Linked DNA regions of Homo sapiens: region 2 is linked to region 1. Evidence: read pairs that join two places in POLR2A ChIA-PET (ENCODE). Cell type or tissue: MCF 10A. All regions are shown on one strand. Each heading gives the region's core, and the rest is flanking DNA. Links, peaks and the distances in the headings are about the cores only. Region 1 has its middle 18 kb from the start of AK4. Region 2 has its middle 21 kb from the start of MIR101-1.

Region 1 (8,909 bases), core at 563-8,562:
TTAATTTTGCTAGTCTCCTGTGATCCTAAGTTCTTCTTTTTTAAGAACTCAAGTCTTCAGAATTGTTATCATTATAATTATTAGTAGTACACTAATGATCAAAATGACCAATGCATTACTAATTTTGATCAAAATCATTAAATAAAAATTATAATAAATGCCTCTAAGATAAATTATAATTTTAAGAAATTAGTTCATATGCATATTACGTGTGAATATGATTGCTCAACTGAGATAGTATTCAACATTAATTCCACTCTGTCCCATTTTCATAGATAAAAGTGTTGAGAAATCTCATTCATGTAAGGCAGAGGATGCGAATAGAAGATTTCTTACAGTAATGTCATTAAACTCTTTGAAGTCCTTCCAAATTGTATTCCAAAAATCGCAGAGTGATCTATCATTAAAATGCATTGTTTAGGCCAGCTGCAGTGGTTCACGCCCGTAATCCCAGCACTTTGGGAGGCTGAAGAGTGCGAATCACATGAGGCTGGGAGTTCGAGACCAGCCTGACCAACATGGAGAAACCCTCTCTCTACTAAAAATACAAAATTAGCCAGGCATGGTGGTGCACGCCTGTAGTCCCAGCTATTCGGGAGGCTGAGGCAGGAGAATTGCTTGAACCAGAGAGGCAGAGGTTGTGGTGAGCTGAGATTGCACCATTGTACTCCAGCCTGAGCAACAAGATTGAAACTCCATCTCTAAATAAATAAATAAATGCATTGTTTAGTGATCTATTGGCTAAAACTTGATTCTTCCCAAAAACATCTGACTTAGAAAAGGGTTTGCTGTCCAGTCATGAGAGTCATTCACTTTCTCAGTTTCTGAAACATTTGCCAAAAAGACTCTCTCCAGAATTATCAAATGATTATTAAATTACACCTATTATTTTTCTACCTAGAAACATTTTGATTAACCTGATATATTCAGAAAGGGTTAGAAAATGAAAATATTAATTTCTTTCTTTCTTTTTTTTTTTTTTTTTGAGACCAAGTTTCGCTCATGTTGCCCAGGCTGGAGTGCAGTGGCGCAATCTCGCCTCACTGCAACCTCCGCCTTCCGGATTCAAGCGATTCTCCTGCCTCAGCCTTCCTGAGTAACTGGGATTACAGGCATGTGCCACCATGCCTGGCTAATTTTTTGTATTTTTAGTAGAGACGGGGTTTCTCCATGTTGGTCAGGCTGGTCTTGAACTCCCGACCTCAGATGATCCGCCTGCCTCGGCCTCCCAAAGTGCTGGGATTACAGGCATGAGCCACCGCGCCTGGCCGAAAATATTAATTTCAAAATACCTTGTGTAATAAAAATTTTGATGAAGCATTTCTCTCTCATCATGTGATTTAAATATATTTTATTCAAAATCTCAGTGCTATATTTTTAGCTCATTTGATTTATGAAAAATGTCCACCTATTACCTAACTAGCAAAGTCAGCCTTCACTGTCAAACCAAGGGGCCAAGTAAAACTTTTTTTTGGTCAGTAAAAATGTGACTACATTTTTCTATTCAAATAAACAGATTAAGACACATCTCCCTTTGGGAGGCCAAGGTGGGCGGATCACCAGGTCAGCAGATCGAGACCATCCTGGCTAACACAGTGAAACCCCATCTCTACTAAAAAAATACAAAAAATTAGCCGGGCGTGGTCGTGGGCACCTGTAGTCCCAGCTACTGGGGAGGCTAAAGAGGAGAATGGCGTGAACCCGGGAGGTGGAGCTTGCAGTGAGCCAAGATCGCACCACTGCACTCCAGGCTGGGCGACAGAGCGAGACTCCGTCTCAAAAATAAAATAAAATAAAATAAAATAAAGACACATCTCCACTGAGGAGCACAGTGACTCACACCTGTAATTCTAGTACTTTGGGAGGCTGAGGCAGGCGGATCATGTGAGATCAGGAGTTCGAGACGAACTGGCCAACATGGTGAAGCCTTGTCTCTACTAAAAATACAAAAATTAGCTGGAAATCGCTTGAACCCAGGAGGTGGAGGTTGCAGTGAGCTGAGATTGCACCATGGCACTCCAGCCTGGGCAACAGAGCGAGACTCTGTGTCAAAAAAAAAAAAAGACACATCCCCATGACAAACATTTCATTTCTGAATTCAGAGAGAGAGAGAGAGATAGGAGAGAGAGAGACAGCCCTGCTAAGAATTTGCTCCTAAATGAAATTGTTATTCTCTTCAATATTTTTTATCTATCTTTCCCACCCCTGACACCTTTTTTTTTTTTTTTGGCTGTCAAAAAGCCCCCTATCAGAAGTGATAGTTCTTCGACAACAGTCAGGGGATAGAAAGGCTGAGTTTGTTAAAGAAAAATTGTCATCCTATCCCTAGTCCACTCTACAGTGTAACTGAATTTAGAACATTCCAACAGGGGCCAAAATAGTCCATTCCAGAGGCCATACTTCTTCCTTCACAGGGCATGTGTTAAATCAGAAAAAAAATGCCAGCCCTGCTTTGAGTGCATGTTGCCCACATTCAAAGAGCTTTCACCTCCTCTAGTATCTTGAATAATCTCTTTGGAACCCTGGAAGTTTTTTTGTGTTTGTTTGTTTTTTTGAGATGGAGTTTGACTCTTGTTGCCCAGGCTGGAGTGCAATGCCGCGATCTTGGCTCACTGCAACCTCTGCCTCCCAGGTTCAAGCGTTTCTCCTGCCTCAGCCTCCTGAGTAGCTGGGATTACAAGCGTGCACCACCATGCCTGGCTAATTTTGTATTTTTAGTAGAGACGGGGTTTCTTCATGTTGGTCAGGCTGGTCTCAAACTCCCGACCTCAGGTGATCCACCCTCCTTGGCCTCCCAAAGTGCTGGGATTACAGGTGTGAGCCACTGCGCCCAGCCTGGAAGTTTTTACACCTAATGTAAGGTACCATAACAAGATAGGGACAAGTATGCCTTTTTATTTTACCAAACGGGGTATGAGTGATTAGGAAAGGTGAGCTGAAAAGGACAACTGGCATAACACCTCAACACTCAGCATTTTCTCAGATTAATTCTTTCTAGCAGAATTACATATGGAAATGGAAATCCAGAAACTGACTCCCTTCAAATCATCTGTGTCATCATATCTCTTGGAAAATCCCTCCATCTGTCTTCGAAAACTATTTGATATATCATTTGATCCTCACAACAGCTCTTTGAGTTTGGTACTTACAATGACTGTTAATGTGACTCCTATTTAAGAGATGAAGAAACTAAGGTGCAGAGACATCAGTCCAATTATCCAAGGTCACTTGAACCCAGCTGAATCAGTATCTTGGCCTCTGTCAGCAAAGTCCCCCATTTCTGCTCTAGCTAAGCAGACCAATACACAGCTCCCAGCACCACTGGCCTTTCTACCTGGAAAGGCTCTCGTCCTTCTGTCTGCCTCCTTGTAGAATGCTGGTCTAAATGACACTCAGGTTTCTATCAATTTCTCATTTAGACTCAGTTAGTGTGTTTTATCCTTGGCTCAAGCTAATTTTTTCCCCCATTTTATTAAGAAAAATTTCTGCCAGGCGTGATAGTTGATACCTATAATCCCAATGCTTTGGGAGGCAGAGGTGGGAGGATTGCTTGAGGGCAGGATTTCAAGACCAGCCTGGGCAATATAGCAAGACCCCATTTCTATAAAAAATTTAAAAAATTAGCCAAGAGTGGTGGCAGGCTCCTGTAGTCCCAGCTACTTGGGAGGCTGAAGTAGGAGGAGGGCTTGAGCCCAGGAGTTCAACGGTACCATTGCACTCCAGCCTGGGCTACAGAGTGTGACCCTGTTTCAAAAACAAAAAGAAAAAGAAAAAATTTAAAAATATATCAGTTGAAAAATATTTATATACTCAACTGTATACCCATTAGCTAGATTCTACCATTAATATTTTAACTATACTTGCCAGATTTTTTTTTTCGAGACAGGGTCTTGCTCTGTTGCCCAGGCTGGAGGGCAGTAGCATGATCATCGTTTACTGCAGCCTCATCCTCCCAGGTTCAAGCAGATCCTCCCACCTCAGCCTCCCAAGTAGCTGGGACCACAGGCATGCACCATTATACCTGGCTAATTTTTTTTTGGTAGAGATGGAGGTCTCTTCATGTTGCCCAGGCTGGTCTCAAACTGCTTGCCTCAGGCGAGCCTCCTGCCTTGGCCTCCCAAAATGCTGGGATTAAAGGCAAGAGCAAACAAATCCTTGGCAGTTTACATTCCCACCCCAAAGCTCCATAAAATAGGAAAATACCACATACCATCATCTGAGGTCTTTTCAAGGAGAAGGGCTTCTGACCCACAGAAAACTATAAAGAAAATTTCTTGGCCGGGCACGGTGGCTGTCACCTATAATCACAACACTTTGGGAGGCTAAGTCAGGCAGATTGCTTGAGCCCAGGAGTTTGAGACCATCCTGGGCAACATGGTGAAACCCCATCAAAAAAAAAAAAATACAAAAATTAGCCAAGTGTGGTGGCACATGCCTGTTATCTCAGCTATTCAGGAGGCTAAGACAGGAGAATCACTTGAGACCTGAGACCAAGGTTGCAGTGAGCTGAGATTGTACCACTGCACTCAGCCTGGGTGACAGAGCAAAACCCTGTCTCAAAAAAACATTTTTTTTTCTCATCTCCACGGGTTCAGGTCATTCATTTAGTCCAGTGGTACCAAACCTGGAAGTACATCAGAATAACCCGGAGAGCTTTTAAAATATACCATTGCCACAGCCCTATCCCAGACCAACTGAGACAGAATCTCTGGGGGAAGAGGTAGGATTTTAGCATTCAATTAGCCAACAGCAACAACCCGGGCACCATTTTAGGCATCCGGGTGAGTAAGGATCCCTGCCTTCATGGAGCTTCACCCTCTTGCCTCACCACAGTGTTCCCTCCCGCCCAGAGTATCTCAGCCCCTCCTGCCTCTCTTTCCTTCTTAGACCTTCAGATATTTGTTCAGGCCCAGGATCCTCTTCTTCCTCTTCTCTGGTGATATGGTTTGGTTGTGTTCCTACCCAAATATCATCCTTTCTGGACAGAGTTTTGCTCCTTCGCCCAGGATGGAGTGAAGTGGCGTGATCTTGGCTCTCTGCAACCTCCATCCCCCGGGATTAAGCAATTCTCTTGCCTCAGCCTCCCGAGTAGCTGGGATTACAGGCACCTGCCATCATACCCAGCTAATTTTTGTATTTTTAGTAAAGATGAGATTTCACAATGTTGGCCAGGCTGGTTTTGAACTCCTGACCTCAGGTGATCCACCCGCCTTGGCCTCCCAAAGTGTTAGGATTACAGGTGTGAGCCACCACGCCCAGCCTCAGATCTCATCTTGATTGGAGTTCCCATAATCCCCAAGTGTCACGGAAGGGACCCAGTGGGAGGTAATTGAATCATGGGGGTAGCTGCCCCCATGCTGCTGTTCTTGTGATAGTGAATGTGTTCTCACAAGATCTGATGGTTTTATAAGGGGCTTTCCTCCTGACTTCGCTCTGCAATTCTCCTTGCTGCCACCATATGAAGAAGGAGGTGTTTGCTTCTCCTTCTGCCATGATTGTAAGTTTCCTGAGGCCTCCCTAGCCATGCTGAACTATGAGTCAATTAAACCTCTTTCCTTTATAAATTACCCAGTCTCTGGTATGTCTTTATTAGCAGCATGAGAACGGACTAATACATCAGGCTAAAGAGGGCCTGCTCATCCCTCATGGTCCAGCTTACAGGTCACTCCTCGGAGGTCCCACCTGGCTTACAGCTAAGTTAATGACTTCCTTCTCAGGATTCCTCCTGCTGGTTTCTCATCTTGTCACTGTCTAGGATTATGCTGAGGTTTGTCTCCTGTGTGGAACTCCGCACTAACTGTAAAAAGGCAGAGACTGTTGTATTTGACCTGATAACCTCATCACTTAGGAAAGTGTCTGGAGCATGGCATAGCCTCAAAACTTAAAGCAAAGACCAGTTTATATTATATTGAATGTAAGGCAATCACCACCTCCATGCATTACATGTTTCCTGGGTCTAATTCTGAAATTCTGAATTCTTCCAGATGACTTGTGACAGTCTGACAGATGCTCTGTTTTACCCAAAAGGAAAGAAACTAGACTTTTCAGTGTACAGATCTGAGATCATGAAGAGCTCTGGGGGCTTATAAATTGTGTTTCTGGATTTTTGTAAGTCCTCCATTGAAAACTTTTTTTTTTTGAGATGAGTCTTGCTCTTTCACCCAGGCCAGACTGCAGTGGCGCTATCTGGGCTCACTGCAAGCTCCGCCTCCCGGGTTCACGCCATTCTCCTGCCTCAGCCTCCCGAGTAGCTGGGACTACAGGCGCCGGCTACCGTGCCCGGCTAATTTTTTTGTATTTTTAGTAGAGACAGGGTTTCACCGTATTAGCCAGGATGGTCTCGATCTCCTGACCTTGTGATCTGCCCGCCTCGGCCTCCCAAAGTGCTGGGATTACAAGCGTGAGCCACCGCGCCTGGCCGAAAACCTTTTTATAAAAAAACTCCTTCTCCTACCAATAGAATGTTGCAACGGGAAATGTCCTACAGAATAACTGTTGGCCGGGTGTGGTGGCTTACACATGTAATCCCAGCACTTTGGGAGGCTGAGGCAGGCAGTTCACCTGAGGTCAGGAGTTCAAGAACAGCCTGGCCAATATGGCAAAACCCCGTCTCTACTAAAAATACAAAAAAATTTAGCTGGGTGTGGTGGTGGGCGCCTGTAATCCCGGTTACTTGGGAGGCTGAGTCACAAGAATTGTTTGAACCCAGGCAGCAGAGATTGCAGTTAGCTGAGATCGTGCCACTGCACTCCAGCCTGGGCGACAGAGCGAGACCCCATCTCAATTTGAAAAAAAAAAAAAGAGAGAGAAGAACTGTCATGAAATAGCCTGCTCAGCATGGCAGAAATAGTGCAGGCCTTGAAGTCCGTTGGGACAGAGGACAAAGTGTCACCTCCACCCTTCCTATTTATTTGACTTGAGAGGCAGTTTACTTAACCTCTCTAAACCTCAGTTTAGATGCAGTTTACTTAACCTCTCTAAACCTCAGGTAAGATGCAGACAAATATTCTCACGCCCTTCTCCCCACCTCAGATGTAAGCATCATGAAGAATAACATGAATAGTTCACATGTGCCGGGTGCATACCATGTGCCAGACACGGTGCTGACTCCTTAACAACTCAACACACAAACTCTTCAAGGTGCTATTATTATCCCTGTCATACAGACCACAACACTGAGACATGTTGAGTGAGTTGTCAATGATTATACAGCTAGTAAAGAGGGGATTCCAGCCAGGCAATCTGGTTCCATGTGCCCACTCTTTTTTTTTTTTTTTTTTTGAGACAGAGTCTCACTCTGTCGCCCAGGCTGGAGTGCAGTGGCACTATCTTGGTTCACTGCAACCTCCGCCTCCCAGGTTCAGGCAATTCTCTGCCTCAGCCTCCCGAGCAGCTGGGATTTCAGGCGCCCACCACCATGCCCGGCTAATTTTTATATTTTTAGTAGAGATGGGGTTTCACCATCTTGGCCAGGCTGGTCTTGAACTCCTGACCTCGTGATCCACCCGACTCAGCCTCCCAAAGTGCTGGGATTACAGGCGTGAGCCACCTCGCCCAGCCCCATGTGCCCACTCTTATCCATCTTCCAGGGACCCTGCTTGCTTCATTCACCTTGGATCCCTAGCTCCTAGAACAGTGACTGACACATGGGTGCTAAAAATTACTGTTGGGTGGATGAATCAATACCTTCTTACTGCATTATAAGGAGGAAGGAAGAAATATTTATTATCTACCATATTTCAGCCTCTTTTATGTGTATTATTTGGCTTAATTGGCAAAATTGATAGACCACTAACAATTCCTACTATTAAATCCATTTTAATAATAGCACAGAGGCTGAAACTGAAGAGGCAGAGTAACTTGCCTTAGGACACACAGCTAGGAAACAGCCTCTAAGCCTCCAAACTCCAAAGCCTATGTTCTTTTCTCTATGACTGTGGTCTTCATGTGTTTTTATTCACATACCCTTAAAATAATGTTGTATAATATACACCTCCTTGCACCTTTTTATGTTGATATCTTGCATTTTAATCATTATTTTAAGTAATTACAAAGGCTGTAGTTTCCAGAGTATTATAAATATTGACCTTTTAAAACCATTGCATCAATTTTTTTTTGTTTGTTTGTTTTTTTGAGACAGAGTCTCGATCTGTCACTCAGGTTGGAGTGCACTCGCGCGATCTCCACTCACTGCAAGCTCTGGCTCCCAGGTTCACGCCATCCTCCTGCCTCAGCCTCCCGAGTAGCTGGGACTACAGGCACCTGCCACCGCACCCGGCTAATTTTTTTTTTTTTTTTGTATTTTTAGTAGAGACGGGGTTTCACCGTGTTAGCCAGGATGGTCTCGATCTCCTGACCTCGTGTTCCACCCGCCTCGGCCTCCCAAATTGCTGGGATTACAGGCGTGAGCCACCGCGCCTGGCCGAGTTTTTTTTTTTCTTTAAAGTTTTAAATTCCTTGCTCTTTTTAGAGACAGGGTCTCGCTTGCTGCCCAGGACAAAGTGCAGTGGCTACTCACAGGTGTGACTCCACTACTGATCAGCATGAGAATTTTGACCTGCTCTGTTTCCAACCTGGGCCAGTCTACCCCTCCTCAGTCAACTTGGGCAGTCCTCTGCTCCCAATAAAATTACTTAATTTTTTATTCCTGCTATCACTACCACAATTTACAGGGTAATATGCCTGATGCAATAAAAAGGGGGAAAAATCTACAACAGATAAAAGACCTCAGCAATGTACATCTAATTGACGATAGATTGCATTAATTTTTTTTTTTTTTTTTTAAACAGAGTCTCGTTCTGTCACCCGGGCTGAAGTGCAGTCACACAATCTCAGCTTACCGCAACCTCTGCCTCCTGGGTTCAAGCAATTCTCCTGCCTCAGCCTCCTGAGTAGCTGGGATTACAGGC
Region 2 (8,909 bases), core at 381-8,380, 50 kb after region 1:
AAATGTGGGGCCTGGATATTATGAGATTACTGAACCAACCAGGAAAAACCTGAGCAGCTGGCTGGGTAAGACTTGGGAGGGGAGTCAGTTGGTGCCATCCCTCCCCTGGCTGTGGTTTAGCACTTCCTATTAGTGACCGTCCTCTCTACTTTAAATATTCATGAAAATGATTCTGGGAACTGTGGCTGGCTGGATTTCCTTTCTTTTTCCTTTTCTCCTTTCCTTTCTTCTTTCTTTCTTTTTTTTTTTTTTTTTTTTTTTTTTTTTTGACATGAGGTCTTGTTCTGTCATCCAGGCTGGAGTACAGTGTGATCATGGCTCACCGCAGCCTTGACCACCCAGGCTAAAGCAATCTACCCACCTCAGCCTTCCAAGTAGCTGGGGACACAGGTGTGTATCACCACGTCTGGCTAATTTTAAAAATTATTTGTAGAGGTCTCGCTATGTTGCAAAGACTGGTCTTGAACTCCTGGGCTCAAGCAATCCTTCTGCCTCGGCCTCCCAAAGTGCTGGGATTACAGGCTTGAGCCACTACATCTGGCCCTGGCTGGGTTTCAACAGTAGCAATACACAGAATCCTCCAATTGGCTGATTCTCTTATTGTCAACCAAGTTTTCAGACCCTGGGGACTCTCAGCGTAATACAGCTCTCTGTCTTTTGTCCACCTAAGACTTTCTGTTCATGCTTCCTCAGAGAAGAGGTGGGCAGATGTTTTTGGAAGTGGCAGTTAGAGTCAATCACCTCATATCTGAATTTGTGTTATGAGGGAGGTTCATTATCTTGGGACTTGTGGCAACCACAGAGGTGCATCACTCAGATCTTCCTTTAAGAAAGAAGTTGCTGCTCAGCTGCAAGCAGTGCAGTTAGCCGATAGCCTCCATTTGTTAGCTATTGAGCTGAGGTCATGCTCTTCTTGGGCATCCCCCAGCCAATGACTAAGCATGGTAGGGATACTAGGGCCTGGCCGTTTTTGCCTAATGTGGGGCTTTTCTAATGAGTAATCTTTGTTCCAGAACTTTCCAGAGGGTCATCAAGACATTCTCAGATCCACATCATGGTCTGAGACTTTTCCTACACAATCCTGCTTCTTCCCCACTTTTATCTTTTATAGGCATAATTATCCCCAACAACCTCTTGCAATCCTAACTCCAGCTCAGTGGATCCTAGTGACAGAATTTTGCACCTGCATGCGTGTGTGTGTGTGTGTGTGTGAGAGAGAGAGTGTTTGGTAAAGACTCATGAATATGATTAACACCTAAGCCATCCACGCAGCACTAAAGGACCTACTAATTTAGCTAACATGTACAAAAACCTACTCTTACAGGAACTTTGTTCCTATTCTCAAAAAAGCCAAGTCTAATGAAGGAGACAGAGAAGAAAATGGATCAGCCAAATATATCGTGATATCTTAGTGTATACATGCATGCTTCTAATTCTTTAAGTAAATGGAAACCTCTATGAGTTCTCAATGTTCTCATCCTACTGTTTTCTTTAGCGGGTTGAAAATTCCTCCTGCAATCTTGTTCATTATTTTGCTTTGCAAAGTATTTTGCTACTCACACAACAAAGTTACGCTCGAATGCACATCCAGTTGGGAAATTCTAACAAATTCTGAATCGGAATTGAACAAATTCTAAATTGAAATAATGAGTCCCTGAATAACAGAGTTGATTATATTGTCCTCAGTATTTCAGTTTCTGGTGCTTTTGTTATTTTTGGCCCTGAAATGACTGATGATCAGCAGATCTGATAATGACAGTGATGACTGAAGTCCAGAAATAATAAGGCATAAGCCATAGTTACATTAAAGCCAATAATAATAATAAGCCTCATACCTTAAATCCTTAGTTCACTAATTGTACCTGTAACCTAAGAAACCACAGCAAGCAACTGTTGAGAGGAAATCCAAGAACACAACAGAGGAGCCAATATTCTGTAGCATCACAGTTGGATTTTCTCTGTTCTAAGAAACTCTAAAAGGATTTGTTGCCACCTTTCGGGAGTTCACTGCAAGGTAGAAGTTGAGGCATATGTTAATTTTTTGAATCACTTATAAAAGGGCATGAATGGTATCTTTGACATAGAAGTACCCAAATCTACCAGGCTTTCAGCATCTTTTCCTTTAATATATATTTTGTAATGGACCATCAATGACAATGAAAAAGGAAGGAAACATTTATTGAACACCTACCATGTGCCAGGTACTATGTTCTGTACTTTATCATTTAATCTTTTGTAATTATTATCTGCATTTTGGGGAAAAAAAGAAATAAAATTGATAGGTAATGTGGCCCAATTCTTTTTTTTTTTTTTTTTGAGACGGAGTCTCGCTCTGTTGCCCAGGCTGGAGTGCAGTGGCCGGATCTCCGCTCACTGCAAGCTCCGCCTCCTGGGTTCACGCCATTCTCCCGCCTCAGCCTCCCGAGTGGCTGGGACTACAGGCGCCCGCCACCACGCCCGGCTAATTTTTTGTATTTTCAGTAGAGACGGGGTTTCACCGTGTTAGCCAGGATGGTGTCGATCTCCTGACCTCGTGATCCGCCCGCCTCGGCCTCCCAAAGTGCTGGGATTACAGGCGTGAGCCACTGCGCCCAGCCGATGTGCCCCAATTCTTTTTAATAGTGCAAGGATAGAAAATAAAATCCAAGTGGTTTTGACTTGCAACATTTTGTTGCACACACAGATACTTTTAGAAAATTTGACATATAGTACTTTGAAAAAAACTACACCAAAAAATCAAGTCTTAATTCTTAGTTGCTATGAGGCATTAACTTCTGAATTGTTTGTTTTGTGGAAATCCTACCTTTAAGATTTGGGATGTCTTTTCCTACACAAAGGGAGTGTTGTGATTTGGTAAGCAGCATCTGCTTCAACCACCGTGAGTCCTAGATTCTGTATCACAATTGATCATTGAGGGGCAGACTATTTTCTCATAGAAACGGCTTTGTCATTGGTGGTTGCATTCCTGAGCTACATTCTCAGCACCAAATAAATCAAAGGAAGAAGCACTGATAAAAACAAACATATACCTTCATAATAATTTCGAATAATCACTGCCTCACAGCCTATAAAATGAACACAATTTTTCAAGGGCTGGTCCCCAGAGTACTCTTATAAACACTACATGTAGCATATACAACACACAAGTCTAGAGTCTCATAAAATGAGCCCAAAATTAACATTCTAGCCATTATATACACACATATATGTGGGTATATATATATAAATTAAACATTTAAATAAGAATTTTGCTTGCATTTTAGAATTTTAGAAGAATTTTAAAAGAGAACTTAGCCGGGTGCGGTGGCTCACATCTATAGTCCAGCACTTTGGGAGGCCATGATCTGTGGGCAGATCACAAGGTCAGGAGTTCGAGACCAGCCTGGCCAACATAGTGAAACCCCACCTTTATTAAAAATGCAAAAATTAGCTGGGTGTGGTGGAGGGTGCCTGTAATCCCAGCTGCTTAGGAGGCTGAGGCAGGAGAATTGCTTGAGCCTGGGAGGCAGAGGTTGCAGTGAGCCAAGATTGCGCCATTGCACTCCAGCCTGGGCGATAGAGCAAGAATCTGTCTCAAAAAAATAAATAAAAATAAATAAATAAAAGATGACTTAAATTAACCATAATGCTCTAAACTGGCTACTAAGTTATCAAGTAGGTTGATCAGGGAAGTGCTATAAATGTAATGTGTCCAAATATCCTCAAGCTTTTGGAAATAATTTGACAGGAGGATTGCAGTGGAGGGGAGATAAAAATGTGTACAAGTTGAATGTCAGTAACTATCATTGCAACAAATACTGATTGAGTGTCGTGCATGGTGTTACTCTATCTGCATTATTTCATTTAATTCTCACAAAAACCTTATGAATAAGACACTGTTTTTACAATTATTTTAAGATGAAGAAACTGACAAGAGTTAAATAACTTGTCTAAGGATGCACACAGGTAGGAAATGAAAAGGCAAGGATAAAGGCCAAAGCTATTGACTGTAGAGTCTTTTCTTTCTTCCCCAAACAATAATGACTCATTTTCTTTCTTTTTTTGTTTTTCTTTCTTTCTTTCTTTCTTTCTTTTTTTTAGAGATGAAGTCTCCCTATGTTGCCCAGGCTGGTCTTGAACTCCTGCGCTCAAGCGATCCTCCCACCTCGACCTTCCAAAGTGCTGGGATTACAGCCATGAACCACGATGCCCAACATGACTCACTTTCTTGTGCACTTCTCTGTGGTAGGTACTACTGTGACTTCATTACATATGTTTAGTCATCTAATCCTTGCAACAGTCTTGTGAGGAGAGTACTATTATTATCCTCATTTTACAGTTGAAGAAAGGAAGCATAGGTAAGTTCACGTGTAATTAGCAGAGCAGTCATTCCTAAAGAGTACTAATTGCTGATCAAAGGCAACCAGAGAGAAGGTCTCTAATGCCATGCCACAGTGGTCTGTCTCTGCTATAAGATTTTTGTTCACAATTTACTTGGCTAAAGACTATGATCTACTGCCCAAATATGAGAAAGCATGAATTTTGTTGGGATAACTAATATGCTGAATGGCAGAATCAGGATCCAAAAATATCCCAGTGGTCAAGATGTAACTATGAGAGAACTGTCTGAGATTTGAGCAAAGACAAAATTACTACAGACAGAAAACTTATCAAAAACTTATCTAAGAGTATAGCCATCTGTAGGATGGTTGGTCAATAACTGAAGCAAAGATACACACAAGTCACAGGGGCAAAGGGGAAAAGAATCCTGAGTGCATGAATGCATGGTTCTTGTGACATGTTTATCTTTGTGCTAGAGATGGACATAGCACACTACCATAGTAGAAGATCAACACTGCTGTTGGTGGAACATTCCATCTTTAGGAGAAATTTAAGGACACCTGACTCTATCCTTAGAAGGGAAGCATTTGGATATTTTTGGGCTATGGTCTTGGGTGCTAGAGGGAGTGAGAGGTTTAACTGAAATGTAGTGAGCAAAGAGTTTAAAAGCTATTGTGATTCTCAAGCAACATTATCTTGTATGTAAGAAACTGCAAAGAATCTACAAAAACGTATCATAACTAGTAAGTCCGTTTAATGAGCATCAAAAGAATAAGATACTTAGGACTAAATTAGACGAGAGAAAGGCAAACTTGTACAAAACACTGCTAAGATAAATTTAAAAGGACTTATATAAAATGGGAGAGATATGATGTCATGGGTTGGAAGATTCAATATTGTTAAGATGACAATTTCCCAATATTGATGTATAAATTCAGTGTAGGCTGAATGCGGTGCCTCAAGCCTGTAATCCCAACACTTTGGGAGGCCAAGGCTGGAGGTTGCTTGAGGCCATCCTGGGCAACATAGCAAGATCCCGTCTCTGCCAAAAAAAAAAAAATTAGCTGGGTATAGTGGCATGTGCCTATAGTCCTAGCTACTACAGAGGCTGAGGCGGGAGGATCCCTTGAGCCCAGGAGTTTGAGGTAGCAGTGAGATATTATATGATCATGCCACTGCACTTCAGCCTAGGTGACAGAGCAAGACTCTCTCTCTAAAAAAATAAATAAATAAAACTAAATAAAATAAATTCAATGTAATATCTGTCAAAATCCTAGTAGGCTATTTTTGTTGTTGTTGAGACAGAGTCTTGCTCTCTGCAGTGGTGCAATCATGGCTCACTTCAGCCTCAACTTCGTGGGCTCAAGCAATCCTCCCGCCTCAGCCCCCCAACTACCTGATATTACAGTTGTGCACCACCATGACTGGCTAATTAAAAAACATTTTTTTTTAGAGAAGAGGTCTCACTATATTGTCCAGGCTGGTCTCAAACTCCTGGGCTCAAGCAATCCTCCCACCTCAGCACCCCCACTACCTGAGACTACAGGTGTGCACCACCATGACCGGCTAATTAAAAAAATTTTTTTTTGAGAAGGGATCTCACCATATTGCCCAGGCCAGTCTCAAACTACCAGGCTCAAGCAATCCTCCCACCTCAGCGCCCCCAAGCAGCTGAGACTACAGGTGTGCACCACCATGTCTGGCTAATTAAAAAAAAAATTTTTTTTAGAGAAGGGGTCTCACTATATTGCCCAGGCTGGTCTTGAACTACTGGGCTCAAGCAATCCTCCTGCCTTGGCCTCCCAAAGAGCTGAGATTACAGGCATGAGCCACCATGTCCAGCCTTTTTTTCTTTAAATTGACAAGCTATTCCTAAATTTTATATGGAAGTGGCTGCCTAAGGATTGATCACCATCATGAATGACACAATAACTACTTGAATCAGGAAGTTTATGACCAGCCAACTCCTTGAGATGAACAAATCGTCATTGATGTCCTTCACCCTGGAAAGTTATCAGTACCCAACACACAAATTTGGGAGATGAACAAATGTTCATTGATGTCCTTCACCCTGGAAAGTTATCAGTACCCAACACAGAAATTTGGGAAAAACTATCCAAAATGTACAAGGCTACACTGGATGTCAGTTACTTGGGAGGCTGAGGCATGGGAATCACTTGAACCCAGGAGGTGGAGGTTGCAGTGAGCCAAGATCACACCACTGCACTCCAGCCTGGGCGACAGAGTGAGACTCTGTCTCAAAATTAAAAAGATGCTGAACATCATAAGTCATCAGAAAAATGCAAATTAAAACCAAAATGAGATACCACTATACACTTACTAGAATGGCTAAGACAAAAAAGATTGACCAAGTGAACAAGTGTTGACCAGCATATGGAGAAACTCACATATTGCTGGTGGGAATGTATTTGGATTCAGAACTCATTCTGGTGGTGGCAAGACAACCGGCTTTGATGTGATTTATGATTCCTTGGATTATGCAAAGAAAAACGAAGCCAAACATAGACTTGCAAGACATAGCTTGGATGAGAAGGAAAAGACCTCAAAAAGAACACAAGAACAGAATGAAGAAAGTTAGGGGGACTGCAAAGGCCAATGGTGGTGCTGGCAAAAAGCCACAGGAATAAAGATGCTGCATGACGTTATCTGCAGCCACTGTGTGGACTTTTCATAAGAAGATTAATAAGCTAATAACTTTCATGTGGCAAAAAAGTTTATATGAAAGTGCAAAGAATCCAGAATAGTGAAACAATTTTGATAAAGAAAAAGTTGAAGGATTTACCTGATTCTAAAACTTACTACAATGCCACAGTAATCAAGAAAGCATTATAAAGACAGAACAATAGATATTTAGATAAATGGAAGACTAGAAAGTCCAATAGCAGACTTCACACTTTTGTTGTTGTTGTTGTTGTTGTTGTTTTTGAGACAGAGTCTCACTCTCACCTAGGCTGGAGTTCCGTGGCATAATCTCGGCTCACTACAACCTCTGCCTCCCAGGTTCAAGCAATACTCCTGCCTCAGCCTCCTGAGTAGCTGGGATTGCAGATGCGTGCCACCACACCTGGCTAATTTTTGTATTTTTTTTTTTAGTAGAGACGGGCTTTGCCATGTTGGCCATGCTGGTCTTGAACTCTGGACCTCAGGTGATCTGGCCTCCTCGTCCTCCCAAAGTGCTGGGATTACAGGCATGAGCCACTGTGCGGCCCACGCTTTGGTTCAATTGATTTTCAAGAAACGTGCCAAATAATTCAGTGGGGAAAGAATAGTCTTTTCAACAGAAGGTGCTGGAACAGCTGAATAACCACATGCAAAAAGATGAAATTTGACCTTAACTTCACATTATATACAACAACTTGAATAAAACAGGACAAAATCTTTGCAGCCTTCGATTAGGCAGATTTCTTGCACATGACAGAAAAAGCATGAACAATCTAAGACACAGCTGACAAGTTAAAACTTTATAAAAATTAAAACTTCTGCTCTTCAAAAGACACCACTGAGAAATGACAATATTTGCAAAACATACATCTGATGAAGGACTTGCATCCATAATATATTAAAAACTTCTAAAATTCGGCAATAAGAAAATAACCCAGTAAGAAATGAGCAAAATAGACCACGCATAGTTGCTTATGCCTGTAATTCCAGCACTTTGGGAGGCCGAGGCAAGAGGACTGCTTGAGCCCAGGAATTCAAGACCAGCCTGGGTGACATGGTGGAACAAAAGAATACAAACAAATACAAAAATTAGCTGAGTAGGGTGGCATGGGCCTGTAGTCCCAGCTACTTGGGGGAATGAGGCGGGAGGATCACTTGTGCCCAGGAGGTTGAGGCTGCATTGAGCCATGATTGTGCCACAGCACTCCAGCCTGGGTGACAAAGCGAGACCCTGTCTCAAAAAAAAAAAAAAAAAAAAATTCAAAACAAAATGGAAAGCAATTATGCCCTTATGACACCTCCTTCCTCTTTGGCTGGCCTCTGAAACATCTGGTGCCTCAGTAACTCTGGGGTAAATTTCTCCTTGAGTTCTCCTCCCCAGAGCCTTGGAAGGCCTTGAGGGAGACCTGGAGTGGATTGACTAGCAAGTAACCCTAACCCTGGGGAAGCATCTTCTTTCTCTTGGTGGAGGTTAGAAACAGAAAACTGACAAACAGGAGCACATGTAGAAGACCATGCACAGGATGGCGAAGGCCTTATAATCACGTCCTAGTCATTCTTCATTCTTCCATCAAATACTTGTTGTCTTCACTCTGCCAAATAAGTCAAATAAGTGCTGTGGCTATAAAACAATGAACATTACTGACAAGGTGCTTGCTCTCATGGAGCTTATATTCTAATAGTGTAAAGCAGAGCACAGAGCATACATAGCTGGGTGGATAAATAGAAGAAAGTAATAAGAAAACAACGTTAAGTCCTCTGCAGTTAAAAGGGTGAGAGCACAGAATGACTGAACCACAAGAGGGAGCCAGTCGTGCAAAGACCAAAGGGAGGCACATCAGAGGCACCATTTCTGTCTTAACTGCCATAGCCATTTGAAGCCCTCTATTCCATCTTTAACCAGCTTA

What was found. Peaks named below come from ENCODE experiments on the same cell type or tissue, not always from the same donor. Only the 100,000 strongest peaks of a DNase experiment are listed, where the experiment ranks them.
Region 2: POLR2A ChIA-PET joins it to region 1 with 5 read pairs; 3 of 35 experiments call an interaction of 5 or more read pairs at or near these places.

The regions. Positions count from the first base shown.
Region 1 is chr1:65,125,735-65,134,643 of GRCh38, reverse strand. No RefSeq gene overlaps it. Among named protein-coding and RNA genes, the nearest start is that of AK4, 18 kb to the left of the region's middle. In MCF 10A, for the core only: no CTCF peak of the experiment used is centred there; no DNase peak of the experiment used is centred there.
Region 2 is chr1:65,075,459-65,084,367 of GRCh38, reverse strand. It overlaps the pseudogene LOC100129205. Among named protein-coding and RNA genes, the nearest start is that of MIR101-1, 21 kb to the right of the region's middle. RefSeq lists silencers at 8,723-8,772, 8,793-8,842. In MCF 10A, for the core only: no CTCF peak of the experiment used is centred there; a DNase peak (open chromatin) is centred at 4,197.